Linked DNA regions of Homo sapiens: region 1 is linked to region 2. Evidence: chromatin loops called from intact Hi-C (ENCODE). Cell type or tissue: heart left ventricle. All regions are shown on one strand. Each heading gives the region's core, and the rest is flanking DNA. Links, peaks and the distances in the headings are about the cores only. Region 1 overlaps ARID2 (AT-rich interaction domain 2). Region 2 overlaps ANO6 (anoctamin 6).

Region 1 (5,383 bases), core at 269-5,268, 340 kb before region 2:
CTGAAATGACAACAAAGGATTTAGAACAGTATATAAATTTAGTTGATAAAGCAGTGGCAGGGTTTGTGAGGACTGACTCAAATTATGTTCTACTGTGGGTAATTTGCTACCAAACAGCATTACATGCTACAGAGAAACCTCTCGTGAAAGAAAGAGTTGATCGATGCAGCAAACTTCATTGTTGTCTTAAGAAATTTCCACATCCACCCCAATCTTCAGTAACCACCACCCTGATCAGTCAGCAGCCATCAATATCAAGGCAAGACCTTTCACCAGTAAAAAGATTATGACTCACTGAAAACTCAGATGATTGTCAGCACTTTTCAGCAATAAAGTATTTTTGTTTTCTTTTTTTTGAGACAAGGTATCATTCTATTGTCCAGGCTAGATGGAGTCCAGTGGCACAATCATGGCTCACTGCAGCCTCAACCTCCCAGGCTCAAGCAATCCTTCCACCTCAGCCTCCCAAGTATCTGGGACCACAGATATGCACCATCATAACCAGCTACTTAAAACATTTTCTTTTGTAGAGACAGGGTCTCACTACGTCTCAAACTCACTAGGCAGCTTGAGACTGCCTAGGTTGTCTCAAACTCCTGGCCTCAAGCAATCCTCCTGCCTCAGCCTCACAAAGTGCTGGGCCTACAGGCGTTGAGCCACCACACCTGGCCGTACATTGTTATTTGAGACATAATGCTACTGAACAATTAATATACTACAGTATAATATAAACATAACTTGTCTGTGCACTGGGAAACCAAAAAATTCACTCTCATTTTACTATCATATATATTAATGTGGTGGTCTGGAATCAAACCCACAGCATCTCTCAGGCATGTCTGTATTACTCTCTCAAATCTTACCCTACACAAGACTCTCTAGTCTCATATTGTAGCTTGTGAAGACAGATAGGGAGACATTAGTGTCTATTTTACTTAAAAACAACTTCAAGTACTGCATAGAATTGCACAAAATGACACATTTACCACAATGTTAATTAATATTCTACAACTACAACTGACTCTTGATGCTTGTTTAATAAAACCACACAAAAAAATGTTAAGCTTTAGGGACAGACGAATGAAATGCTATACTATTAATTCTGTAAGTTAGAAATTTTCAATTCTTTCAGAATTTCCCAAATTAGATTTCCCACTTGCTGAGAGGCCTACCATACCCACCTGAGTTCATAAGAAGCTCCCCAAGTGACAGGAGATCCTAATTCAGTTCAGCTACAATGTATCAGATGCCAAAAAGTGCATTGCCATTAAAAAAAAAAAATCCTTGACCCCAAGACTCTGATAGTAAACTAGGAGCAGTACACTATAACTCACAAAACTAAACTCTAATTCTGCACTAGCAATGGTACTTACAGGCTTTTTCCCTGATCTACAAGAGGATAATACCTATTTCCTAGAGTTGTTGCAAAAATCCACTGAGATAAATATTTGTAAAAATAAACTATAAACTGTACAGCAACACACACGTTATTACAAAAAGATACATTAAAGAATTTTTTAAATAAAAATAAAAAGCCACAATCCCACAACTACCCTAACCATTTTCATATTTTTATTCCCTTGAAGTCCTTATCTTCAAATACTTTTTAATAAAATTATATTCATGTGAATTGGGGGAAGACAGTATAATATGCCTAGATTCCAGGTTTAAATACTAGGTCCAGCCGGGCACGGTGGCTCACGCCTGTAATCCCAACACTTTGGGAGGCTGAGGCGGGCGGATCACAAGGTCAGGAGTTCGAGAACATCCTGGCTAACACGGTGAAACCCCATCTCTACCTAAAATACAAAGAAAAATTAGCTGGGCATGGTGGCGAGCGCCTGTAGTCCCAGCTACTCGGGAGGCTGAGGCAGGAGAATGGCGTGAACCCGGAAGGCGGAGCTTGCAGTGAGCCTCGATCGCGCCACTGCACTCCAGCCTGGGTGACAGAGCGAGACTCCGTCTCAAAAAAAAAATACTAGATCCAGAACTTACTGTGTGAACCTGGGCAAGGTTCTTAAACACCTTTGTCCTGTTTTCTCATCTATAATACCAGGATATTAACAGTATCTATGTCATAGGGAGGTGTGAAGAGAAAATGAGTTACCACTTGGTGCAGTGCCCGGCACATGGCAAATTAAATAAATGTTAGCTAAAAAAATATAAACTTAATAGTCTGCTTTTTAAAAGATTCAACATGGTATCATAAACCAAAAGTATACTATTAAAGTTTCATAAGAAAAATACTTAAAAAAAAAACTTTAGCATATGTTACATTGACTGTTTTTAAAACATATCTCCCTACCATCCCTTTGTCTAGATATTTACAGTAATAGAATCAGGCTGGGTGGGTGGCTCAGGTCTGCAATCCCAACACTTTGGGAGGCCAAGCCAGGAGGATCACTTGAGGCCAGGAGTTGGAAACCATCCTGGGCAACACAGAAAGCCCTGGTCTCTACAAAATCTTTACACATCAGCCAGGTATGGTGGCACACACCTGTAGTCCTAGTTACTAGGGAGGCTGAAGTAGGAGGATCTCTTAAGCCAAGAAGGTTGAGGCTGCAGTGAACCATGATTGCACCACTACTCTTCATTCTCCAGCCTGGGTGGCAGAGCAAGATCCTGTCTCCAAAGGAAAAAAAAAAAAAAATCAAACCAGAATCTATCTATTACTTCATACTTCCAGTAGAGGTCTCCATCTAAAAAATTATGTACTAGACTAACCTTTAAATGAGTATCCTTGGTTATTTAAAAAAAAAAACAACTATCAAATATATAAGCTTTATCAAATATGTAAGTTTAGGTTTTTACGAGTAAAATATTTAATATAAAGAATATTTGCAGTAAAAAGTGTTTTTTCTCTCTTAGTATAAGTCAGCAGAATCATCTTAACATAAAACCAGGCCAGGCGCAGTGGCTCATGCCTGTAATCCCAGCACTTTGGGAGGCCAAGGCGGGCAGATCACTTGAGGCCAGGAGTTCGAGAACAGCCTGGCCAAATGACGAAACCCTGTCTCTACTAAACGTACAAAAAAATTAGCCAGGCATGTTGTTGTGTGCCTGTAGTCCCACCTACTCAGGAGACTGAAACATGAGAATCACTTGAACCCAGGAGGTGGAGGTTGCAGTGAGCCGAGATTGCGCCACTGCATTCTAGCCTGGGTGACATAGTGAGACTTTGTCTCAAAAATAATAATAATAAATAAAGGCCCCGTTTTATATAGCAAAGAAATCTCTGATAGTCTTCTAAAATTATTCCTTTTAAAACAGAATGGAGTGGTTAGTGTAATAAATGCAGATCTGATTTGGTTTCTACTTTTCCCTTCCATCATTCAGTAGTAATAATCTTAGGCAAGTCAATTATCCCCACGCAGGCCTACCTGGAAAAGTATCCTTATTTCTACCCTTCCAGAAAGCAGAGGGCTAGACCATCTTCTTAAAATCCTTTCTAGTATTAAGACTGACGATACTACAAATCAATAAATAAATTCAGTAGCCATATCCAATTATAGCTAACTACACACTTCTTGCTCCTGTCTTTAGGAATCTAAATTTTCAGGTGCTGAAAGCTATACTACTGGGCTTCTACAAAACATTAAGTTTGTATACAATAGCTAATATCCACTTCAACTTAGCCCTTTAAATATGTAAGGCTTGGTAAATTCCTATAAGACTGGTTATGAGCAAGAACTGATCAATAAATCACCAAACAGTTTGCTTAAAACTCTAAAGAGTGCTGCTTACACACACACGTGCCTGCACAAACACACACATTTAAGCTAACCTCCATAGTTTATAAAGAGGGGGCCAAAGAAGGAGGGATGTTCCAAGCAATTCTCAGAACTAGGAAGATTTTTTCAATAACCAAATTATGATTAATTGTGAGGATCAAATATACTATGTAAAAACATAACACATTTAATTTAGCATTGATGAATTTAAATGGATTCACGCAAACAAACATAAGATTTCTGACTGTGATTAAAGTACAAATTTGCTTTTCTTCTTTAGGGGGTTCATTAACCTATAATGAAGACTTGTAAGACTAAAATAATTATTTCTCATCTTGAGAATATAAAAATCAAGCAATAATTTAAATTATTGCCTTATTATTAAATATCAAGTAATGTAATCAATGGCCAGCAAAGAACAAAAGAGCAAAAACTGTTTCATAGATAGAAAAAGAAAGATAATTTTCCTCCAAATTTATCAGCACTGTAGCTGACTTGTATTTTTGTGTTAAATTCTTGGAACATAAGAAACACTCATATTCAAATATAAGGTGCAAAAATGGAATTTTAAAAATGTAATGTTCATCATTAGCCCCTCTCTTAAATATAGATAATACCTATGGATTAAAAAAAAGATACTAAACTGTAGTAGATAACACAAAAAAATCACTAAATCTGATTTCTAAGTCTAACAATACCACTCATTAAATAAACAGATAGATGAATACTTTCATATATCACAGGATTACTAAAATTAAAGTCAATAGTTAAGATTGCATCAAAACATATAACAGGCAGTATCTTAATGAGGAAATGTCAGAAGCATCAAACTAAGGTCAGCAACAAGGCAAAGAAAAGATGTTTCCATTTTCCCTACTAATTAACATTGCATGGATATACTGGCCAATGCAATTAGACAAAAGAAAGTAATTTGATGCATAACTTAGAAGAGTAAAACAATCCCTATTTGCAGATGACACACCAAGTATACAGGTAAAATTCTAAAAAAAAGAAAAAAAAATCAATCATAAAATCAAAACTATAAAACAATTTAGTAAGGCAGCAGGTTAGAAAATATAAAAGTTCAACAGCTTTTATATAAATAAATGATAACAAGAAAACATGAAACAGAAAACCACATTTTCAATAGCAACAACAATAACAATATCCCTAAGAATAAACTTTAGAAATGTTCAAACCCTATATAAAGAAAACTTTAGGCTCTGAATGACACAAAAAGATGTGAACAAGTGGAAAGACTTCCATTGCTCTTTGATAGGTCAACTCGGTATCATCACAAAATCAGTCCTCCAACTTATAAATTTAATGCAACCCCCATAAAAAGACCAACAAGCTTTTTTTTTCTGGAACTAGAACAAACTGATACTAAAGTACACATGGAAAAATAAACATTAAAGAATAACCTTGTAAAAAAGAACTATGAGATGGGATTGGCACTATCAAAGATGAAAACATGTTAAAAAGTCTAGGCACAGTGGTGCATGTCTGTAGTCTCAGCTACTCAGGAGGCTGAGGCAGTTCGTTGCTTGAAAGTAAGAGTTCAATGCTGTCATATACTATGACTACACCTGTGAATAGCCACTGCACTCAAGCCTGGGCAACACAGTAAAATTTGTCTCTCTTTTTTTTTG
Region 2 (5,383 bases), core at 181-5,180:
CGAACCAAGCAGAGATGAGAGCATGAAGGGAAGAAGGCCTGAGTCCTGGAGAGTGCAGCAGAGGCATCGGTGGGTTCAGCATAGGAGGAAGAAAAAGAAAGGGGTACGAGGAGCTGCTGAAGAATAGCTGATCTTCATTACATGGAGAAAATCATATATGAAGGTCATTGTTTTAGCAGATTTTAAAAAATTAACTTGGAGACAGATGAAAGTGAGATCAAGGTACCACGGCAAGGGTGGAAGAGGCAGTGCCAGAGACAAACAGGGCCCACTCATCACTTCAGTGCACTCTGTTTATGGCACTTGCCCACCAGGAAGGCCTCATCAAGTTCTCAGGACACCTGTGTCTGCAGTACATTACTGAGTACAAAACAGTATTTATGGCTTCCAGGTTTGAATACAGACAACTACGTTTATTATGTTCTGTGTCTGTGTACTTGGAGTCAGGAACACTCTTAGAGAAGCAATTTGGGTTAACAGCTCAGAGTTACTCCAATAATCTCAAAGGATGGTGGGAAATTCACTAAATAAAAAACGTTTCACTCAAACAGGTCATACAGAACTTGGTGAGAAGTGGGTGAAGGATGTTAATGTGAAATCAACTAACAGTTTTATATGTGTGTTGGAGCTCCAAGTTCAAGTTGCTTAAATGTTTATGAGTATAAGGTTCCAGGCACTGGCGCTCTAGCAGAGGACGCAGTAGCTGCCTCCATCGGGCTCGGTGCAATGGGGAGAGAGGCAGGCACAGAGCGTATACCACCACGGCAGGCAGCAGGTGCTGCTAACACCTAGAAGAAAAGAGCAGCAAAGCTGTCTGAAAAGTTCAGGGGCCCAGCTGAGGCTCAGCAGGACTTGTCAGGTAGGAAAGAAGGAAAGAGAGTTGAGCCTGGGTGCAAGGCCAAGCAAGCCTGGAGGCTTGCTTTCCGGAAGATGTTTCCCTTAAGCAGTTAGAGCCACAATTTAAAAGGTAGATGGTGGTGTTGTTAAGGAATATGGGGAAATGGGAAGGAGGGGACTGTGTGGTGGTGAGACCAATACCAAAGGCACTCAATGTTTATTTCTAGGGAAATGAAAACAATTCAAAAGGCACTTGGAAATTATGTCTCTCACAGACTAGAAGGACAAAACACAGATTTCACTCTCCTGTTGCCCACACAGTGACAGACTGCCTACTCCCAGAAATTCAGAAATCAAGTTTTCTAAGTCATTAGATACTATTTAGATAACAGGAAAACAACCTAATAAACCTAAAAATCTGTCTATAACAGCTGTTATTCTATACTTTCTTGTAGGGCAGGATGAGGCAGAATTATTTGGTTGATAACTATTTTAAAGAGCCTATGAAACTCTAAAAGTCCTATCAACTTCTCCCCAAAGCACATGACCATATAACTTTCCCTTCTGATGTCATTTATTTGACTAATCAACTACAGAAAAATAACTTTTTAAAAATAATAAATGACATTCTGCCCCAGGATTTTTAAAAATGCTGTTAATAGTTCCAATAAGAAATATTTACAATTATGACTCATTTTTGAACAACAGGTAATTGTCTTACAGTCCTTCTGAAAATCAGCAGAATAATAACTAACTAAGGACAGCTTCTACATATGTACTGCAGCTACACCCTTAATAAAACCTGGTCACAAAACATAACAAAGCAAAAATGAAATTCAAAACAGGCTCCAGGCTGCTGCAAAGTACTGTTGACTAAAGAAGCCACAAGATGAACCTTTTACTCATTGAAGGAAGCAGATGTGTTTCCATGTATAATGTATATTTTTAAAAGCAATTATTTTATATATAGAATGTGATTTAATAAAAACCACCTTCTAACTGCAGACTTGTAAACAGGAACCACAAAGGGGTGTCTTTGCCAACATGCAAAGCCCTGTGCATAAATGCAAAGCCTGTCAACAAAAATGATGTGTTTCTTTTTCTATTCTCCTAAGCTTAAAAAAAACTGTAATTGAATGCAATGGTTAGCTGAAAGGGCACAGATAAAAACCATGTAAATTGTTAGCCATCTATTAGATATAAGCGTGTCATGCATAATACAAAAGGTGGTGTTTCCTATGGAAATCTATTTTGAGATGCTTCCGTTTAAAGGCAACTGAGAGGTCAAAATCAAGTTCTACTGAAAAGAATTAAGAGTCCAAGCAAATAATATAAAAATGGACCAAGGCATTTAGGAAAGAGAGGACCTGTGCTAAATCTTAATTCCAGACCAGCACAATGGTTCCAAATTCAGGCCAGTTATGAGCCATGAAGTCACTCAAGGAACCAGGCAGAAACCACTGGCCAGAAGAAATAGGCTGTCAAAGGCAGGCATGAGATGTGAAAGTGGGCATCCCGGGACCATTCCTGCCACGAAGCTGCATGCTCCTGCAGGCTTGCTTAACTGACTCAGTTCAGAACTGTATCGGCCAACAGCTGTGCCTGCACGGACTCCAGGCCAAGCTGAATCACATCTAATTACAGTTGCTGAGTTCATTCTCAGACAACATGATTAGAATGCTTTAAGAATTCGTGGTAAAGATGGCCGGGCCCAGTGGCTTATGCGTGTAATCCCAGCACTTTGGAAGGCTAAGGTGGGTGGATCATTTGAGCCCAGGAGTTTGAGACTAGCCTGGACAACATGGTGAAACCCTGTCAGTACTAAAAGTCCAAAAATAAGCTGGGTGTGGTGGCGCATGCCTGTAATCCCGGCTACTCAGGAGGCTGAGGCAGGAGAATTGCTTGAACCTGGGAGGTGGAGGTTGCAGTGAGCCACGATTGTACCACCACACTCCAGCCTGGGCTACAGAGTGAGACTCTGTCTCAAAAAAAACAAACAAAAAGAATTAATGGTAAAGATGTACCTCAATGAATATTCCATTTCATTGCCCAGTAATAAATTTCTAGCTTTTTACAACATAAATATTGACAAAGACATACATGACCACCTTATCTGAAAGCTGGATTGTATAATTTTATCTAGTGGAGAAAAACATACTCTTCTTCATTTCAATATGCTAAATGTTAATATGGCTCAATAACAGATGCTTTTGGTATCCACAACATACTCTAACATGTTTTATATCACTAAAAACTTCACTAACAACTTACTCATTTCAAGATATTCATAAAATAATCCCAGTTTGCCCATAGGCTGCAGATGGTAGTCCTGTTCCCATCGTGGGGTTATCTTTTCTGATCCAGAAACTCTGTGAAATCGCCCAATTAGATTCATGATCCAGCTGCCAAAAAGAACAATTTATAAATTAGAACGAATATTATCAGGCCAAGGTCATAAAAATATTTTGCTGCTATCTCAAAGCTGCACAAGTAATCTTCCCAATAAACTATTTTTTTGTTTGCATGCTAAATTTGTTTTTATTTCTGCCTCCTTATTCCAAAATATTTTGAAAAATAGGACTACACACCAGGGTTTACCAAAGCTGCAGCTGCTACTATTTTTTTCTCCTACTTTTTCCCTATGGGCAGCTTAATTTTTAAAAGGCATGTTCCTTTATTTGATTAACTTCAGTTGTTTGTTTTTTCATTTCCCCCTTATCATTCAAAATAGTCTTGCCAGTATGAAAATCAACAGAGAAAACAAGGTAGAGTATGTGAGCTGGTGGTAAGTGCTGTGGAGAAAACTAAGCAGGGCAGGGAGTGCTTGCATTTGTGTCTAGGGAGGTGGCCAGTGAAGGTCTCCTTCAGAATGATGTTGAATAAGGATGTGAAGGAGACAAAGGAGTGGGAAACCTGGGGGAAGAAGTCCCAGGCAGAGGGAACGGTGATGACAGAGACCCTGAGGCAGGAGCAGGTCTCCATGGTTCACAGACAGCACGCAGGGTAGGAATAAGAGACCACTGTCAGGATCTGGGCATTTTTTTCCTCGGAGGGAAATGAGGAGCCATTGGAGGGCACCAAGTAGGAAAGTGACATAATCTGACTTTAGATAAAATAGGTCCAATTCCTATTTTAAGCTGAATCATTTAAGGACCAGAGGAGTGAAACGCCTCCTCCAGGTCATAGTGCAGAGCTAGGAGAAAACAGCCTGGACTGCGTCCCAGCGCTCTGTCCACCCGTGGATACTGCCCCGCTGAGCTACCCACTGTCTCTTTTTTATGTCATGTTTTTTTCCCTATCTCAGAATCCTTGTGGCTAAGTGCTTCCCCCCTTTTTATGGCAATTTGTCTGGAAAAGAAATCTGAGTTGGCAGTAAAATGAGGTGTGCACCTGTGGCATAGAGAACTGTTGTCCCCTCAAGCAACTGCCAGCTTGTGGTTTACCTGTGGAGTCATCAGAAGAGGCATAACAACAACTCCAAATACAGATCTAACATCTGGATACACTGGCTGATTAAACATGTGGGTGTGGACTTCAAACTCTGACAATGAGAAGGCATCGCATGATGGTTAAGGACAGTTATTGCAAGAAAACCAGGCAGACCCTCATCCTCTCCATCACATGTGCACACGTGCACACCCAGCCAGCATAAGACAGGCAGTACAAACGGCTCACTCTGCTGGGTTTCCCACTGCTATTGATCTCAGGGCTCACTTTTCACTGACTGCTACTGAAGCTTTACTCAGGGGAAATTATCTCTACTACAGGAGACGTCTCTGACCTCACAATCTTTCCCCACTTCTTTCTTTTTGATGATGTTAGAGAGGCAGCAGGAGGCTGTGGAAAGTGGATGGGATATGAGTTCAGACACCCCTGAATCTGAATCCACACTCTATTTCTTAGCTGGTTAACTTTGGTAAAAAAATAAAACGGGGTGATAAAACCTACATTGCCCAGGGCTGCTGTCAGGATTAAATGATTCAAAATAGGTAACGGATGTAGCACGTTTCCTAACACATCAAAACCTGCTGAATGGGATTTTCTGTTGAGCAATACAGGCTGCACTGGCTGAGGCCAAGTGTAAATATGGCCTATATTACGTAGACTCTTGGCTCAGTTATCCAGGCCACCTGGATCAGTGGTTCCCACTTCAGCACATACAAGCATGACATGGAATGCTTGTGAGTAGTGCAGCTTCCTGTGCTCCCAACTAAAAGGTCTGAGATAAGCTCCAGAATCTGCAGTTTTGCAGTCATTCCGGGGGGGGGGGGGGGGGTGACTCAGGTAGCACCAAGGACCACACATGTCCATCACCCTTCATGACACCGAACTCTAAGGTCACTGGGTGTGGTTTCTATTTGTTTATACTTTGCTTTGCCTCCCAAACTTCTAGCCTCCGCCTCTTGCTGAATCCTTTCCATGCCCTCAGAGAAGCAGGTCTTTTTCTGTCTGGGCTCTAAATCACATCAAAGCTCAGATTCAGGATGAAACTTCTGTCCTGGCAACTACTTGTGTCAGCTGGCGCTTCCGTCTCATATCAGGTCAT

Evidence for each region. Peaks named below come from ENCODE experiments on the same cell type or tissue, not always from the same donor. Only the 100,000 strongest peaks of a DNase experiment are listed, where the experiment ranks them.
Region 1: a loop joins it to region 2, with 2.5 times the contacts of the local background. A loop is called at or near these places in 1 of 110 quality-filtered maps.

Annotation. Positions count from the first base shown.
Region 1 is chr12:45,743,368-45,748,750 of GRCh38, reverse strand. The region is part of intron 3 of ARID2 (AT-rich interaction domain 2); the gene reads right to left. Among named protein-coding and RNA genes, the nearest start is that of ARID2, 16 kb to the right of the region's middle. In heart left ventricle, for the core only: a CTCF peak has its summit at 2,686 (motif pointing right); no DNase peak of the experiment used is centred there.
Region 2 is chr12:45,407,213-45,412,595 of GRCh38, reverse strand. It overlaps ANO6 (anoctamin 6), which reads right to left. Exons shown (of 20, transcript NM_001025356.3): 16 at 3,109-3,239. All of the region lies in intron 5 of LOC105369743 (a long non-coding RNA gene), which reads left to right. Among named protein-coding and RNA genes, the nearest start is that of ANO6, 190 kb to the right of the region's middle. In heart left ventricle, for the core only: no CTCF peak of the experiment used is centred there; a DNase peak (open chromatin) is centred at 2,453; H3K27ac peaks cover 1,782 bases.